2 separate regions of the Homo sapiens genome follow, and region 2 is linked to region 1. A link is a contact called in ENCODE Hi-C or POLR2A ChIA-PET data. All regions are on one chromosome and are shown on one strand. The core of a region is the stretch at or near the end of the contact, and the rest is flanking DNA. Distances in the headings are between cores, read along the strand shown. Region 1 holds the start of CUL1 (cullin 1). Region 2 has its middle 25 kb from the start of ZNF786.

Evidence for each region. Hi-C counts contacts between places; a loop is a spot of excess contacts on that map. ChIA-PET counts read pairs that join two places held with the same protein, here RNA polymerase II (POLR2A). Pooled maps may share reads with other maps.
Region 2: a loop to region 1 is called in a pooled map, with 15 times the contacts of the local background. The contact joins the enhancer-like site here to the promoter of CUL1 in region 1. A Hi-C loop is called at or near these places in 1 of 168 maps with a recorded cell type or tissue (CD8-positive, alpha-beta T cell), 3 of 37 single-sample maps with no recorded cell type and 14 of 50 pooled maps. POLR2A ChIA-PET finds 5 or more read pairs at or near these places in 1 of 52 experiments (PC-9).

What each region holds. Positions count from the first base shown.
Region 1 is chr7:148,697,338-148,700,280 of GRCh38, forward strand. It overlaps CUL1 (cullin 1), which reads left to right and starts at 1,566. Exons shown (of 22, transcript NM_003592.3): 1 at 1,566-1,692. RefSeq lists silencers at 421-480, 1,141-2,170, 2,471-2,570 and enhancers at 751-800, 1,868-2,593.
Region 2 is chr7:149,064,490-149,067,432 of GRCh38, forward strand. No RefSeq gene overlaps it. Among named protein-coding and RNA genes, the nearest start is that of ZNF786, 25 kb to the right of the region's middle. RefSeq lists an enhancer at 816-1,698 and a silencer at 1,188-1,417. Within about 2 kb of position 1,447, at least 38 of the 41 ENCODE cell types and tissues checked have a DNase peak (open chromatin) inside an H3K27ac peak, as active enhancers do; they include CD8-positive, alpha-beta T cell and PC-9, where a contact is called at or near this core.

The DNA of each region.
Region 1 (2,943 bases), core at 316-2,815:
TAAGTTTTGACGAGGTTATTTAAAAGTGTAGGATATAAACCAAGAATTTTTCACACCCCAAAACCCCGCACAAATTAAGGGATTACATATCTGAGTGACAAGTACATACAAACGCATTACTTCTAGAGATACTTAGATGTAGATAAAAGACCACATTTCAATAGAAGGATCACACAGACCAGTGGGATGTTTCTTCTGAGATAACCCACTTTATGCAGGAAACAGTGTGGACTCTGGGGACGGCCTCTGCTCTGGCTGAGGATTTCTGTCCCAGAGCGGTACAGGAATCTGCGTAGTGTTTTAGTTTGGAGAAAACAGGAAGTTACACTCATCACATCTTTTGCCCAGATGATAGAATTCGAAATCCCCCCGGGGTTGTTCATGGAATGAGCCGCTCTGTTATGTTGTGAGCCGTGGTATTAATCAGCCACCCCTCACTAGGTGTTGGGGTTCCACCACGCTTCCTCCACCCCCCGTCACCACAGCAGCGGGTAGTATTTAGGTTGAATATTCCAAATAGTCAATTATGACAGTTAATTTCAAATGAGATGACTTCGAAGTACACGTGAAAACAATACTATTTTATATCACGACTCATGCCATCCGTATGTGTAATCAAAGCCTTCTAAGTCTTGATATGTCCTTACAAAGACGAAGGATAGAGTGAATGTCAAAATTTGCCAAACAGGAGTTACTGAAAGTCTGAAGGGGAAAGCCTAGTTAGGTTTTATCTTAGAAGTGATTTTTAAAACGAAACACGCAGATAAGCTCGAGCTTTCTGGAGCCGATTCCTAAGGCCTTGCAGGTGGTAAGGGGGTCGAGAATTGGCTGAGGTTCCTCGGAAGTCCGCGCCGATTCGGAGGGCCACCTCTGACTTTCTGATCTGGGGTGCAACCCCCAGTCCCTGTCCCGGTCGACAAAGGTGTGGAGTCAGGTTCCAGGCAAGCTGGGGGTGGGGGTGCGCACAAGGGAGGGGCAGGGGACTGGGACCCCCTCTTCTTCGGGGTGCTTCGGGCCGTTTCTCCAGAGGCTGGTGGTGTCCCCGACCCAAGCAGCTCAGCCCCGCTCGCGAGGTCCGAAGTGGCGGGAACGGGTCCTCCGCGGCGGTCCCAAGGCGAGGGAGGCTGTAAAACCTGGCAGAGAATCCGGCGCGCCGGGTCGGGGATGTCTCGGGTGCCGGGGGCAGGGGCCGCAGGCTCGCAGGTAGAAGCTTCCCCACGCGAGCGGGGGCCTCGGCCGCGGAAGGGGCGCCCCCGGGGCCGCCGGCAGCGGCGAGCGGGCGGGAGGGAGCTTTCCGGGCCCCTCCCGCGCCTCGGGCTGGCGGGGCGATGGCGACGACGGTTTCCCGGCTCCCCCGCCCCGGACGCCGATGGCGGTGCGTTCCGGCCCTCCCCCAACAGCTTCTCCCCCGCGGTCGCCGGAGCCGGTGAGGCCGAGAGGGCGGGGAGCCGCGCAGGGAAGGCGAGAGGGCGGAGGTTGCGTGGTGCAGGCGGCGGCGGCGGGAGGAGGAGGGCCGGGCGGGCAGGGGAGGAGGAGGAGGCGGGCGCCGTGTCGCACGCAGCTCCAGGCGGGGCAGCCCCGGTAGCTGAGGGACGCAGCTAGACCTTGGCGGGACGGGGCTTTCGCCGGGGCCCAGGCCCAGGGACCAGGCGGAGGCGTCGCGGGAGCCTTTGGGGCACCACAGAGATGCGGGTGAGTGTCGGCAGCCGCCGGGGCCGAGAGGAGGTGGCGGCGGCGGCGGCGGCGCAGGCCCGGCCCCGAGCCGCGGTGTCGCAGTGACTCGGGCCGCGACGGCCGAAACCAGGCGCCTGGCGAGGCCTGAGCCGCCGAAACGCGGCCGGGCAGAATGGCGGCCGGGCCGGGGGACTCGTGGGCGGAGGACGCCGAAGGTGGCAGAGGAGCGAGCGGGGCCGGGCCCTGAGTCACCCCGGACGGGCCGGGGCGGCCAGGCCTGGACTACGCACTGGGAAAAAGCACGATTCATCGCGCCTGGAGGCGGCGGCCTGGTGGCGCCGGCCCCTTTCCCCGCCGCGACCGGGCTGGGTTCTCGGAGGGTGGGCCGACGTGTGGCCCGGGGCGGCTCGGGCGTCCGCGCCTCGCCTGGTGAGGCGACCTCCGCGGGACGCCGGGACCCGTGCCCTTGCCCCCTCGCGCCCACGCTTCTTCCCGGCGCTGCTTTCCGGCCGACGCGTGTTCCCCTGTGAGCTCTGGGCTCAAGCGCAGGAGCAGCCGCGGAGCCGGGCTCTCTCGCTTTCCGGTTCCCTGCCCGCGGCTCTCGGGTTCCCCGCCTGCATTGTTGCGAACGTGCAGGGCGCTATTATTGGGTAACAGTCGCCCTTTTGCCCCGTTCTCCTGGGAGAGCGGGCCGGGGCATGCGCGCAGGGATGCTAGCCCGGCGGCCGAACCGGACAGAGCCCCCCGGCGCCCGCCTATCGCTCGCTAGTCGGGCCGGGCCCTGCGCTGCGGCCTCGGCGCGCCCCCGGTCCCAACGGGAGCGCGCGCCCTGACCCTGAGGGTAGCCGTGCGCCCGCCAGGCCGCTGGGACTTGGGGTCCCCAGACTCGGGGGTCGTCGCTTTTTTTTCCCTTAAGATCTGAAAGACCCCCGTTTCTGCCACCCGTGCAGTATTGTGTAGCGCAGACATAAGATAAGAAAGAGAGGAATGCTTGTAGACATTCCTTGAAATGAATCCCCAAAGTTAGGGTTTTCTCCCTGGCTGGCTTTGCCAAAAAGAGGATTCTCTTTTCCGATTGGGTCACTCTTGGTTGCTTCTGGTTCGTAGTAGGGGTTAGTGGTAAGTGCGCAAATACTGAATTGCAGTCTACTTAAATATTTGTTTGCTCTGTGTAATTGCTCTTTCCTGTAGTAGCATTAAAATCGTCAAAAGTTCTGAGTGGAGTAAACGATCACACTTTTTGGAATGCACTTAACGAAGCGGCAGAAG
Region 2 (2,943 bases), core at 197-2,696, 370 kb after region 1:
CCAGAAAAGCAAAACATCACTTTCCCTAGAAGGTGACAAAGCAAATAAGGAAAATGCCCTTTAGTTTCCTAGTAATTAGAAAACAGAATAGAAGCTTGACTAGGCAGTCACTACCCCAGAGACGCAACACCATTAACATTAATAATACCACGCCTGTAATCCCAGCACTTTGGGAGGCCAAGGCAGGCGGGCACGTGGTCAGGAGTTCGAGACCAGCCTGGCCAATATGGTGAAACTCAGTCTCTACTAAAAATACAAAGCTTAGCCGGACATGGTGGTGCGTGCCTGTAGTCCCAGCAACTCAGGAGGCTGAGGCAGGAGAATCACTTGAACCTGAGAGGCGGAGGTTGCAGTGAGCCGAGATCGCGCCACTGCACTCCAGCCTGGGCAACTGAGTGATACTCCGTCTCACTCACACACACACACACTCGCCGGGGGGGGGGGGGGGTGGCGCACGCCTGTAATCCCAGCTACACACACACACACACACACACACACACACACACTAGCCGGGCGTGGTGGCGCACGCCTGTAATCCCAGCTGCTTGGGAAGCTGAGGCACGAGAATCGCTTGAACCCGGGAGGCGGAGGTTGCAGTCGGCTGACATGGCACCACTGCACTCCAGCCTGGGTGACAGAGCGAGACTCCGTCTTAAATAAATAAATAAAAAGAAAATGGAAGTGCCTAATATTGCAATTCAGCATTGTACTTTCACATGTGCCCTTTATGGGAATCCTTTTCTTTTCTCACCCGTAATTTCCTGTTCTTTCTCCCAATCTGCACCTCATCCAGCAGAGTCTCCGCCCACAAGCTGCGCTTAGGGAAGCAGGCACTCTCCGGAAACTCTGGACTGAGTAAAATCAATGGGTGCGTGCGGGACTCCTCCACTGATTCTTTGATTCCACAGCATTTGTACAGCACCCACGGGGGCCCCACACTAGGTGGGAAACGAAGATGAAAAGTCGCAGTCTCTGTTCCAAAGACCGCAGAGCCCAGGGCTGCGTTTCCTTCCCGGCCTTTTGTCCAGGCCCCAGGGAGCGAGCTGGGGGAAGGCTCCCCGGCCAGGGCTTCCCCACAGATTTTACTAGGTCAGGGCAGCCCCGGGGAGGCGCCTCCTCCCAGCCGGAACCGCCCGACTCCGCTTCGTCCTCTTGGGCCCACGGACCACTCCCCACTGCCCCAGCCCCAACACCTGCAGATCCTGCGAGCCCGAGCCCTCCCGCGACCGCCCAGAGAGGGTCTGACACCCGAAGGGGAACCCCAGGGACTAGTCCTGCCGTAGTCTAAGCTCTGGTCTCGCGGAGGAAAAGCAGGGGCGGCCCCCGTACGCGGGGCCTGCGCCCTTCAGCCCCAGCCCCACCCTGCGCGACCCCGGGATCTCGCTCGGCGGCGGCCGTTGCCCAGGGCACAGGCAGGGCATGCTGAGAACGCTCTGCCTTTCCTGTGCCTGGACACGGCTCGGGCTGGGATCCCACAGCGCCGCCTTCTGGCGGGAGGCACCCCCGCGGCGCTGTGCATTCTGGGCTCCCTGGATCTCTGAACTTGAATTGGAGCTGCTCCAAGCTCTCCAGAGATAACCTCCTTTAGGGTTACACGAGATTGCCTCTGAAATTGATAGGTATGTAAATTAGTAGGGATTTGGAGAATGTGTAACGTCGCCATTTTCGGTTTCAATTTTTGCTACTACAAGCCGCCTGTCTTCACAATGAAACTGTGTTATCGGCCGGGCGCGGTGGCTCATGCCTATAATCCCAGCACTTTAGGAGGCTGAGGCGGGCGGATCACCTGAGGTCAGGAGTTTGAGACCAGCCTGGCCAACATGGTGAAACCCCGTCTCTACTAAAAATACAAAAATTAGCCGGGCGTGGTGGCACGCGCCTGTAGTCCCAGCTACTCGGGTGGCTGAGGCGGGAGAATCACTTGAACCCAGGAGGTGAAGATTGCAGTGAGCCGAGATCGCACCACTGCACTCCAGCCTGAGCAACAGAGCAAGATTCCGTCTCAAAAAAAAAAAAAAAGAAAAAAGAAACTGTTATTAAATAAAATAATAGGAGTCCATTGGTTCGGACTCAGCTCCAGCACTAGGCTCCAAGAGACCACACCAAGATGGAGTTACTCATGCAAAAGTGCCACATCACCAAACAGGCCAGCATAAGGAAGACCCCTCTGCTTTTTTTTTTTTTTTTTTTTTTTGAGACAGAGTCTCACTCTGTCGGCCAGGCTGGAGTGAAGTGGCACAATCTTGGCTCACTGCAACCTCTGCTTCCCGGGCTCAAGCACTTCTCCTGCCTCAGCCTCCCAAGTAACTGGGATTACAGGGGTGTGTCACCACGCCCGGCTAATTCTTGTATTTTTAGTAGAGACGGGGGTTTCACCATGTTGGCCAGGCTGGTCTTGAACTCCTGACCTCAGGTAATCCACCTGCCTCGGCCTCCCAAAGTGCTGGGATTACAAGTGTGAGCCACCGTGCCCGGCCAGAAGACACCCCCTCTGCTTTAACCTTTAGAAGAAAAAAGTAACTTTGAAACAACCAACCCACTTTTAGTTTTCTGTTTCTGCTTTTCCCAAGCTTTTTCTGTCCATAAAACCAACCGCGGGCCGGGTGCAGTGGCTCACACCTATAATCCCAGCACTTTGGGAGGCCAAGGTGGGCAGATCACGAGATCAGGAGTTCGAGACCAGCCTGGCCATCCTGGTGAAACCCCCGTCTCTACTAAAAATACAAAAAATTAGCCAGGCATGGTGGCGCATACCTGTAATCCCAGCTACTTGGGAGGCTGAGGCAGAATTGCTTGAACCCAGGAGGTGGAGGTTGCAGTGAGCCAAGATAGCGCCACTGCTCTCCAGCCTGGGCGACAGAGGGAGACTCCTTCTTAAAAAAAAAAAAAAAAACCCGCCTTGGCTGGCTCATCCAAACACTTATTCTGTTTTTCTGTTTTTGT